Linked DNA regions of Homo sapiens: region 1 is linked to region 2. Evidence: read pairs that join two places in POLR2A ChIA-PET (ENCODE). Cell type or tissue: GM12878. All regions are shown on one strand. Each heading gives the region's core, and the rest is flanking DNA. Links, peaks and the distances in the headings are about the cores only. Region 1 overlaps EML6 (EMAP like 6). Region 2 overlaps RTN4 (reticulon 4).

What was found. ChIA-PET counts read pairs that join two places held together with the same protein. Peaks named below come from ENCODE experiments on the same cell type or tissue, not always from the same donor. Only the 100,000 strongest peaks of a DNase experiment are listed, where the experiment ranks them.
Region 1: POLR2A ChIA-PET joins it to region 2 with 8 read pairs; 2 of 35 experiments call an interaction of 5 or more read pairs at or near these places.

What each region holds. Positions count from the first base shown.
Region 1 is chr2:54,876,285-54,881,671 of GRCh38, reverse strand. It overlaps EML6 (EMAP like 6), which reads right to left. Exons shown (of 42, transcript NM_001039753.4): 17 at 2,032-2,125. Among named protein-coding and RNA genes, the nearest start is that of EML6-AS1, 130 kb to the right of the region's middle. In GM12878, for the core only: no CTCF peak of the experiment used is centred there; no DNase peak of the experiment used is centred there.
Region 2 is chr2:54,975,178-54,980,564 of GRCh38, reverse strand. All of the region lies in intron 5 of RTN4 (reticulon 4), which reads left to right. Among named protein-coding and RNA genes, the nearest start is that of RTN4, 73 kb to the left of the region's middle. In GM12878, for the core only: no CTCF peak of the experiment used is centred there; a DNase peak (open chromatin) is centred at 3,224; H3K4me3 peaks cover 1,289 bases; H3K27ac peaks cover 2,881 bases.

The DNA of each region.
Region 1 (5,387 bases), core at 170-5,169, 99 kb after region 2:
ATTTTTTTTTTTTTTTTTTTTTTGGGACGGAGTCTCACTCTGTCACCCAGGCTGGAGTGCAGTGGCTAAATTGTGGCTCACTGCAACCTCTGCCTCCCAGGTTCAAGCGATTTTCCTGCCTCCTGAGTAGCTAGGATTACAGGCGCCCGCCACCACGCCTGGCTAATTTTTATATTTTTAGTAAAGACGGGGTTTCACCATGTTGGCCAGGCTGGTCTCGAACTCCTGACCTTAGGAGATCCGCCCACCTCAGCCTCACAAAGTGCTGGGATTACAGACGTGAGCCACCATGCCCGGCCTCCTGTTTTTAAAAGTTTCTATCTACTTAAGCACTCTAAGGCCATACATATAAGCTTTATTTATTTGTCTAAATTTCTTATGTATTTATGTAAATATGTATCATTGTTAATATTATGCAAATAGATATTTAAGTAACTTTTATTTACTTTTTACTGTAAAATCTACTGTTCTTCCAAAGAACTTTAATCCTTGATATTCCTGCTTGGAAACAGCACTGGCTAATGTCAATCCAAAATGTTCTCCTGGGCAATTCTGCAGGTATCCTGTTTTGGGAATGTGTCATAAGGCTTGGGAGCAATTCCAAATATGAATTGTGTTATTAACATAATGGTGTTAAGTCAACTTTGTGTTAAATAGAGGCAGTAACACTATCCAACAAGTATATAAAATATATACTATTTTAATATTAAGAAATATTTCTTTCTTCCATTTCTATTAATGTTTCGGGCATAAAACTGGTGAGCCACCCATAGCTGCAGAGGGTTTTCTAGCAGGAAAATTGCATTTCTGTTGCTTTTGAAATCCAGAAATGTGCTTTCCCTGAAATTATCTGTAAAGGCAGATGGTATATTATCAGAAATATTAAACTTAAATTCTGTATTTTAGTCTGGGGGGAACAGAGTTCTGATGAGAAGCTGAATCTGAGTACTACTAGAAGGGAGTGGAATGACAGTGAGGAATACTAGAAACAAAGACCAGAAGAAAAACCACTTGGGCAGGCAGATTTATGAGCTGTCATTTGTTGCCAAGAATTCAATCTCAACAGCAGTCATCAGAAAAGCTTCCCTTTTTCTCCGAAGATGGTCAGTTGGAGTCCTCATGCCTCCATCTGCTGCTCCTCCAGGTCTCTAGCAATTTATAAATCTTCATTCATTAAATCCCCACAAAACTTTTTTCCTATTTAATATTGTAGAGGAAAATATTACTTTAAAAAGTGAATATTGGGGTTCAAGGCTATTAACTTCAAAATGATTTTATATCGCAAGACAGAAAGGACATCATTAATGCAGAGAAGAACGAGCAGGGAGGTACACTGACAACACGCCTCGGCAACAAATTGTATTGCTGGGCCTTGGCTGCCAACTATTTTGACCCCTGATCAGGGTTGGGCAAACAGCTGAGCTCAATGTAAGTAGGAGTGGAAAGTCGTGTTCAGACTTAGTGCTGATTCAGCAGGCAGGAAGGCTGGGGTAAGGGAGGACAGGTGGTCTATAAACAGCAGTCGGTCTCAAAAAATCTATTTATAAGACGGAAGATTAGGGAAACAATTTGCCTGCTTTGAAAGCAAGTGGCAGATGCACACGGTGGGGCCTCCTTTCCAGCATGCTGCAGCCTCATGACAAACGGTGCTTCTGATTCTGGTGACATTGACAATCCTTCACCAGATGCTAGGACAGAAGAAAAACAAGGGGCAAGGCACCAGCCTGAGAAAAGCTGCTTTTCTATTGCTGAAGTGCTTTGATACAGATTACACAGACCACTCAAAATGAAGCGGTGAATGACTCTCTGCAGAGGATTTCGGAATTTTCTGATTCACCGCAACAAACATGACCTGCTCTAAGTCAGGTTTGGCACCATGAAATACTGCAGTATTTTTTCACTTAGGTGCTAAGCCTTCTACGTCAATTTCACCTGAGTTTGAAGATGAAATCTTACCAGAAAATGAAAACTATTGACCTTTACTGAACCGTGGTATCAGCAGGATACCGTAAGATCCCGGCAGCTTCTTACCTTGTTGTGGCTATCTTTTCTCCCTTTTTCCAGTCCCAAAATACAATACTGTGAAAATCGTCTAAACCAACCGACACCAGACATTTTCCATCGGCTGTATGAAAACAACACAAATGTCAAAATTTCTTCCATGAAAAAACAAAACATTTCATACACTGTAAAGAGGAATAAGTAACTGATCTTAAGAACTGATAAATATTTGAGGTGATGGATGTGATAGCTGCCCTGACTTGATTATACAATGTATACATGTACTGAAACATCACACTATACTCTATAAACATGTACAATTATATTTTAATACATAAGGGGTATCATATACTAAATGGACCTCGCTGAATGAAATGCATGACTAGAGATAGCCGAGCTTCCTAATGCATAACGGGCTGCCGAAGTAAACTGCCGACCTGACATTCTGAGACACAGAGCTAGAGGGAGACTCTCAGGTAAGCTACAAAAACTATGTCTATTTTGTGACAAACAAATCTCATGACATTTAACTTGAGGTACCACTTGGCTTTGTGATCCTGAGACCATTTTCAGCTCTAAAAACTGGGTTCAGTTAATTCTCCAAATTAGGAACATTATAGAAACTAAATTTAACTTAAAAAATTCTTTCAAAAGATGATTTTACAATTTAAAAATTTTATGTTCCCTATTTCAAATGTAGTGTACTTGTTATAGGAAATTTAGAAAATATGGATACAGAAAATTTTTAAATCTTCCCAATTTCTAGGCTAACATTTGATATATATCCTACCAATCTTTACACAAATGTGCTTAGAAAAAACAATACCAGAATAATAATGAACAGGTTATCTTATCTTTCTTCATCTATTATATCATGAACATTTTCCTTTAGTATTAAATATTACTTATAATTGTTTAGAAAAGTGGCAAGAATAGATTACTGTAAATCCCTATGTATAACTGCTTATTGTCTAGTTTTCACATCGCTTGTCTGCTTTACATTTCCAGGACAATTTATTTCTCTAAGAGAATAATAATTATCCATGATTACTATAATTTGGACATTTAGGTTATTTTCCCAAAAATTGTTTTAAAAATATACTGAATGCACAATTAAATTTCAAATAAAAACACTTAATTTGCTTTTTCCCTTCAAGACAAAAGAAGAGGTATAGTCAAAAAGCCTTTCCTTTGCTGCCTTCCTGCAAGGCTAGATTCAACACAGAACCATCTCTGGGTCAGCAGTCTCCCTTCCACTAGCTGTGCGGTTGCTAGGAGACGAGTGATCAAGCTCATCCTGCATCAGTATATCAGGGCTCTTCTCTGACTACCAAGGGCCAGCCATGAGGGTAAATAAAGCAACACAGGTCTGTGATAAATTGCCTCTTCCAGTTCTGCCAGTCCACTCGGAGGTCCCAACCGGTATTTTCAAAGGCAGACCTGCAGTATACCCCAAATTAGGGTTGCCAGATAAAATATAGAAAACCTTGTTAAACTGGCATTTCAGGTAAGCAGTAACTAATTTCTTAGTACAAGTATGTCCCATGCAATATTTATATGTATATTACATATTTATCCTTATTTTGCATGGAATACACTTATGACAAAAATTATTTACCTGAAACTCAAATTTAATTGAGCTTCCTAAAATTTTGTTGGCTTAATCTGGCAACCCCATCTCAATTGCTAACCAATGCCCATGCTTTGAGGGCCCTTGCTTATGCAAGAGACCCTCCTCCAACCAACTGGAAATGGTAGTCTCCTCCTTTTCTGGATGAAGGAGAGTCAGAGAAAGAAAAAGTCTGGTTTAACAAACCAAATCCTCTCCAACCCTCCATCACTACGAAGTATGAGGCAAGGATTTGAAAGTTACCTGACCCTTTCAAGCTACTAGGCTGTAGTATTAGATGAAGACGTTAACACTTTCCTTAAGGGCTAAATCATCACCAGGTGATTATTATAAACTACGTCTTTCAAAAACAACTAATGATATCCCCTTATGCTTAAATGTTACCAGGCTTTAAATTGGGCAAGGTCCCTCTTTAGCATTTAGGAGAAGGAATTGGTAATGACTTCCTATTCATTACCAACATTACTTTTTCCACATCTCTTGATATGGTCTGGTTGTTTCTATGTTGGCATGCCTCTGCACTTGATTTTATTTTTATTGGTGTTTTCTCTCTCCTTTTTTAATATCATAAGCTTTTTTTTAAGACTTTTAATAATCTTATCACATTTCCTTTGTAAGTATCACACTAATCAAGTTTTCAATGAATGTTGATGATACTGGTGACACTGATGATGAGGAAGAAGATAAAGACAGAATATGCCTGTGGATGGTATAAATTGAAATAGAATGTACTACGTTATATAGCTATAAAGATTTTGGCCAGGTGCAGTGGCCCACATCTGTAATCCCAACACTTTGGGAGGCTGAGGCAGGTGAATCCCTTGAGCCCAGGAGTTGGTGATCAGCCTGGGCAACATGAGGAAACCCACTCTCTACAAAAATACAAAAAAATTAGCTAAGCATGGTAGTGTGCATCTGTAGTCCCAGATACTTGGGAGGCTGAGTTGGGAGGATCGATTGAGCTCAGGAGGTCCAGGCTGCAGTGAGCCATGATCATGCCACTGCACTCCAGCCTGGGTGACACAGTGAGACCTTGTCTCAAAAAAAAAAAAAAATTTTTTTTTGGATGATGAGTCAAGAGTGAGTACAAAGCTACAGTTAGGAAGAGTAAGTTCTGGTGTTATATTACATATTAAGGTGACTATAGCTAATAATGTAGTGTATATTTCAAAATAGCTAGAAAAGAAGATCTTGAATGTTATCACCACAAAGAAATGATAAATGTTTGAGGTGATGGATGTGATAGCTACTCTGATTTGATCCTTACACAATATATACATGTACTGAAATGTCACATTCTACCCTGTAAACATTTGCAATTATGTGTTAATTATAAACAGATTTTTAAAGAAATTGTCCATTTCAAAAACACTGTACAAATATTCAATGTCTTGTTGCATTCATTGACTATATTTCATGTTTTCTTTTGAAATCTGTGTAGTTATGTTCTTCTTGGAATGCAAGCACAAATACATTTAAAATAATAAAGTTTTATGTCATCTGAAGAAGGCCTAAGGATAAGCTGATTTTGCCGGGGTAAGAGGTGAGCTTTTATTTTAGGAGAATTTCTGCAAGGCCCTGTCAGCTTATCCTCACTGTTATACCACCTTTCTAAACCAAAAAAAGGTATTCTGATTGTGGGTAGCAATGGAAGCAGCAGTGCAAACCCAGAGGTGCCTCAACAGCCATACCTCTTTTTTGGGATGGTGACTTCCCCGAGTTCTGCGGGTGTGGGCTATTTCTGTGTATATACTAC
Region 2 (5,387 bases), core at 186-5,185:
TATAGCAGTGAAGGCAGCTATATGTCTACAATTTAACATTTTTCTTGAGAGAAATGTCATTCTTGAATAAATCTATTTTTAAAATTGATCTGGGAATGATTCATTATGCTCTAGTTTTCTGAGTTTGAGTATAAAGTTTCCACTTGTCTTTAATCAAAAGAAAACTTATTTATTCTTTCAGAGAAAATTTTCATCCATACACAGTCCATTGTGTAGATACGGGGCAAGAGGAGAGAGAAAATGTTAGAAAGGGGCTGATGAGATCTTAAGAAACATTTTAAATCTCTGTTTTGCACACGTATTTGAGAATCGAATATGAGGACTTTTTAAAAAAAGTTTTGAGAAATAATTTCTTTGTTAAATCTTATATTTTAATTTCTTTTGAAAACTACATTTTTTTGTAAAAGCAATTATGTTATTCATGAGGAAGCTAGCATAAATGAGAGAAATCGAACTTGATAAGTTCTTGCATTGAGTGACTGCTAATTTGAAAGTAACAGAAAGTAACACATGATGAGACAGATTTCCTTTCTGGAACACTTGTTGTTTCTTAGTATTGAAAAAAAGGACTTTCATTAAAATTATAATTTATCCTTAAGGATTAGCAATCCTTTTAAAAAGAGAAGAGAAGAAAAACGTACTTGATTGGTTTCCCTGAGTTGTGTTTTTGGCAAGCCCAGAGCTCAAGGAAACCTGCTTGGTGACTTCCCCAGCTGGCAATTCATTTAGGACTGCAAATAAGTAACAGTTGCCTCATCATGTTAGCACTTAAAGTGAACCTGGCATTTAGATCTCAAAATCTAGAGGCAAATGAATAAGGCAGGGAATCTGTCCTTTTCTCCCCATGAAAGGTAAAGCCCTTGGTAATTCAGGTGCACACTCTGATAATGTACATGAAAGGTCTTCCTTGATAAACGATAAACCTTGTGATTTTGCCACACAAGAATTTAGCTAAACCCTTTCCTAATGTCATTGTATATGAGTAGTACAGATTCCATGTGTTTGTTTCCATTGAATATACAGAAATACTGAATACTTCCTTAAAACAGCTTTTATTGAAAAAAGGAAGCTGATAAAAATCACTTTGCTTTTTTATAAAAACGCTTGATAGGATTACCTTTCTAGAGAGACTTCTGTGTATGGCCACACTTATCCACCACAGTTTTTGTTTATATAGAGAGCATTTTAAAAAGAAGAAGGTTTTCCTGGCCATGCACAGTAGCTCACGCCTGTAATCCCAGCACTTTGGGAGGCCAAGGCGGAAGGATTGCTTGAGGCCAGGAGTTTGAGACCAGCCTAGGCAACATTGTGAGACTGTTTCTATAAAAAAAAAAAAACTGAAAAATCAGCCAGCCATGGTCGCCCATGCCTGTAGTCCCAGCTACTTGGGAGGCTGAGGCAAGAGGATTCTTGAGCCCAGGAGGTGGAGGATGCAGTGAGCCATAATCATACCACTGCATTCCAGCCACGGCAACAGAGTGAGACCCTGTCTGTTTAAAAAAAAAAAAAAAATTATTAAAATCTTAATCTTAAGTTCCTTAATAGTGGACTGTATTACTTTTTGCCTTTTAGCCACAAAAACTGGTAGGGAAAGTTATATTCTGTCACCCTAAAGCAAGCAAAAAATGTTTTTCCAATTCCCATTCTTTTTTTACTTTTTCAACATAAGGAAAAATGTATTTACCTTGTTTAAACGGATTTATTTTAATGCCTTACAGTCAGATTTTAAATTTATGGGAAGTTTGCTAATAGCTCCAGTCTCTCCAGTTGAGATGAATGTTTTTTCTTATTTAAATAACAATGAGTTTTTTAAAATTTATAGGAAGTAGCTTTTTATTGGAATTACATTGATTTTATATGATTCATAGCTAGGAAAATGGAAACCATCTTAATTTCAGGAAAATGTAGTAGAAATTACTCTCATTTCTAAATTTTTGTCATTTAGAAAAGACATTTTTATCAAGCTCTGTGTTTACAAAATAATAGTTTTTAAACAACAATTTGAAAGAAGTATCTCTATAACTCATTGTCTTCATAAATGCAAAATCTGTTGTGTGCCCTCAAATTTATATCTACATTTTTAGATTCTGGGTCACAATTATCACTAGCTCTTTTTTTTTTTTTTTTTTTTTTGGAGATAGAGTCTCGCTGTGTCACCCAGGCTGGAGGGCGGTGGTGCGATCTTAGGCTCACTGCAACCTTTGCCTTCCAGGTTCAAGTGATTCTCCTGCTTCAGCCTCCCAAGTAGCTGGGACTACAGGTGTCCGCCACCACGCCCAGCTAATTTTTGTATTTTTAGAAGAGATGGGGTTTTGCCAAGTTGGCCAGACTGGTCTCGAACTCCTGACCTCAGGTGATCTGCCTGCCTTGGCCTCCCAGAGTGCTGGGATTACAGGTGTGAGCCACCATGCCCAGCCTACAATTATGACTATTTCCATGTGAAACCATCTTCCTCAGAAATTGAAATTTTAGAGCCGCTCTTGCTAGCATGTGAAACCTTTTCCTTGCTTATTGCCTTTTGGCGGGGGCAGTGAAGGAGGAGCCTGGCCTTTCAAAATGTGATCAAAAAAATAACCAAACTCCAGGGCTCATTAGTCCTTTTATAAACACCGGTGTGAAATGATGGGTATCCGTGTGCCTGGTCCAAGTTTCCTGGTGGTTGACTTGGGCGAATAAAAATAAGACATGTTCTGCAGAGTTCTCCTTTTAAATTCTTGTGTAATATTCCGTTTGTTTTGCTCCTTTGCAATTAACTACAAACTTCTAAGTCCTAGAAAAGATTTCAAGTATTTATAGAGTGAGCAACGATCATTTTCCTAGTCAAATAGTATGGCAAAAATCACTGTTTTAAAAAGTTGTGGCATTAAACTATAAATCCTCCCTCCCCTCGCTTCCCACCCGCAATTATGAAAGAAAAGCATATGACAATGCCTACTGGGCTCAGCTTTTGGGCTAATTGAGTCTGACTGAGCCTTCTTAGCAGGTTCCTGTCTTTTGAAACCTCAAATCCCAAAAAGCTGTCTAATAATTTTACTTTTTTAGGGACTAAGACCAGGTATTTTCAGCAGAGGTTCTTACTTTTCTGTAATTGAGGCGCAACTATAATGTTCCAGAACACAATCTTAAATCTGAAAGTGAGAGGAAGAAAAAAAAAAAAACGGCCTGAGCTCCAGAAATAGCTGACCCAGAAGAACACTAAAATCTAGCTCTCAGGCTCATAGGCAGCTGTTAACATTCACATTTTGACAGCTTCCTTTCAGGTTTCTTGAGCTCTCAGAAAAATTAGAAGGAAGTGGGCTGGGGATATAGAGAGAGTCCAAACTACCAACTAATGAATGAATCTGAAGGAGACACAGAAGGGCAAGTAGAGTTTAGAGTTTGAGAGTGCAGGAAAGTTTTGAAATGGTCAGAACTGCCAGAGTAATTTCTGAGATCTTACTAAGCACTCTCCCACCGTTTGCCTTAAAGATACCCCTTCCCCCAAATTGAAACATCACAAATCTGCAGAGCTCTTTAATCAGGTGTGTTATACACAGTGAATTTAATTCTCTTATTGCCCTGGAAGAAAGATAAACCAGATGTGGCCCTTGCCCCTTTTCAGTAAGTATTTGTTAGATCTTCATTACATTTTAGGCCTCCTTCCTCCAGTCTCGATACTGTGCAATGGAGAGATAAGCTTTGACCTCTTCAGTTAATAAGTATTGGCTATAATGTTGCAAAGTATTTGCCATGGAATCGTGTAGAATTTGTTAAGTCCAAAATGAGAGCAGCCTGTTTGCTTCTTTAAAGTGTTTATTGACCTTATTCCTGCCATGTTACAAATCCATCATTTGTGGTGGATTCCCATTAATAATGGTTACTCTCTAGGTTAGTTCTTGCTGCCACCCCTTTCTCTCCTGGTGGTGTGTTCCCTGAATACACTTAACCACTATTTCTGTTTTGGGCCGCCGAAGTATTCAGTTTTCTCAACATAGCTGCAACATTTAAAAATTATATGATAGCACACAAAAGTGTACATTTCTGGCAACACTGGCCTGGAATATTTGCATGGCCACAGCGTATGGAGCAGGGTTGTAAGTGCCCCTTTGAGAGGAAGAATGCATATCACTGTGTGCCTCAGTTCTCTCCCAGCCTCTCACATACATGTATGTCACCTGCCTGGCCCTAAGGACATTTGAGACCTCCCTGTGTTCTTCTCTTTGTCTTGGGATAGCCTGGCTTTTAGGAAGTGTTCTCAAAGAGGCAAGTGACATTTGAGCCCCTACAGTGGCTCAGGTGTGAAGTCTTGGGCTTTTCCCCTGTGGACTTGGAGTGAAGCCTTGTCAGTGACTGTAATGACCAAATGAGGAGTTATTTTAGCTTGTGTTTGTTACTATCTTCTGTCATGTTAAGGGCATCTTCGTTGCTAGAGTAATTTCTTCTAAAATATGGAAGGTCAACACTTTTCCCTTTAGACTTGTGGATAGTGATGGATAAAAATAACTCTCTTACTCTATAGTAAACTTGCTCAAGTGCAAAAGTTATATTTAGCTTCAGCAATAGGAGTCTATAAAACTGTGAGAGAAAAGCCTTACTAACTGAAGTCATCCTTCAAACCTTTCTACCAGGGGTTCCAATAGCAATTGCTAAGAATACGGCAGCTTAAAAAAATTTTTTTTCAATTGACAGATATTAAGAATGCCTGATATTTACTGACTTGAACATTAGTTAAATTCAGTTAGGGTGACCAGAGTGTTGCTATTTGTAGAACTGTTGCTTGGTAGAGTCATCCAAAGTGTCTTCCTAAGCTGTAATAAATATGCTTACTAATGTTTGACTGCTTAATTAATGGTCAGTAAGCATTCAGTCAGAGTTCGTTTAATACATGGAGAAAGATATATGCTTTAGATCAAGGGTTAGCAAACCACTGCTTGTTTGGGCCACGGCCTGTTTTTGTATAGTGTGGGAGCTAAGAGTGGGTGGTGTACATTTTTAAAGGGTTATGACAACGACACAGAATAATATGAGACACAAACCCTATGTGGCCCATAAAACCTAAAATTCTACTGTCTGGCTCTTCACAGAGAAAGTTTGCTGATCCCCGCTTTAGATAATGGGGGTGCTCTACTACTCCCCTTTTCATTTATAGTGTTACATAAGCCTAAATAATCACTGTAGCTGGTGGCATCATGTTTGTTACCTACTAAGTAGGTCAAAGTGATTGCCAGACATACACATGAAGGCCTTGAATTAGAAAGCAAAGGAACTGATGATGACCAATGTTTAACAAAATTCAGACTGACTTTGTGCCTGATCCTTCAAAGGCTAGAGGTGATATTTTTGGTACCTGAAACGTAATTTCCCTGATAAGTACTCTTTGCCCAATTATTGCTTATCAGCTGAGATAT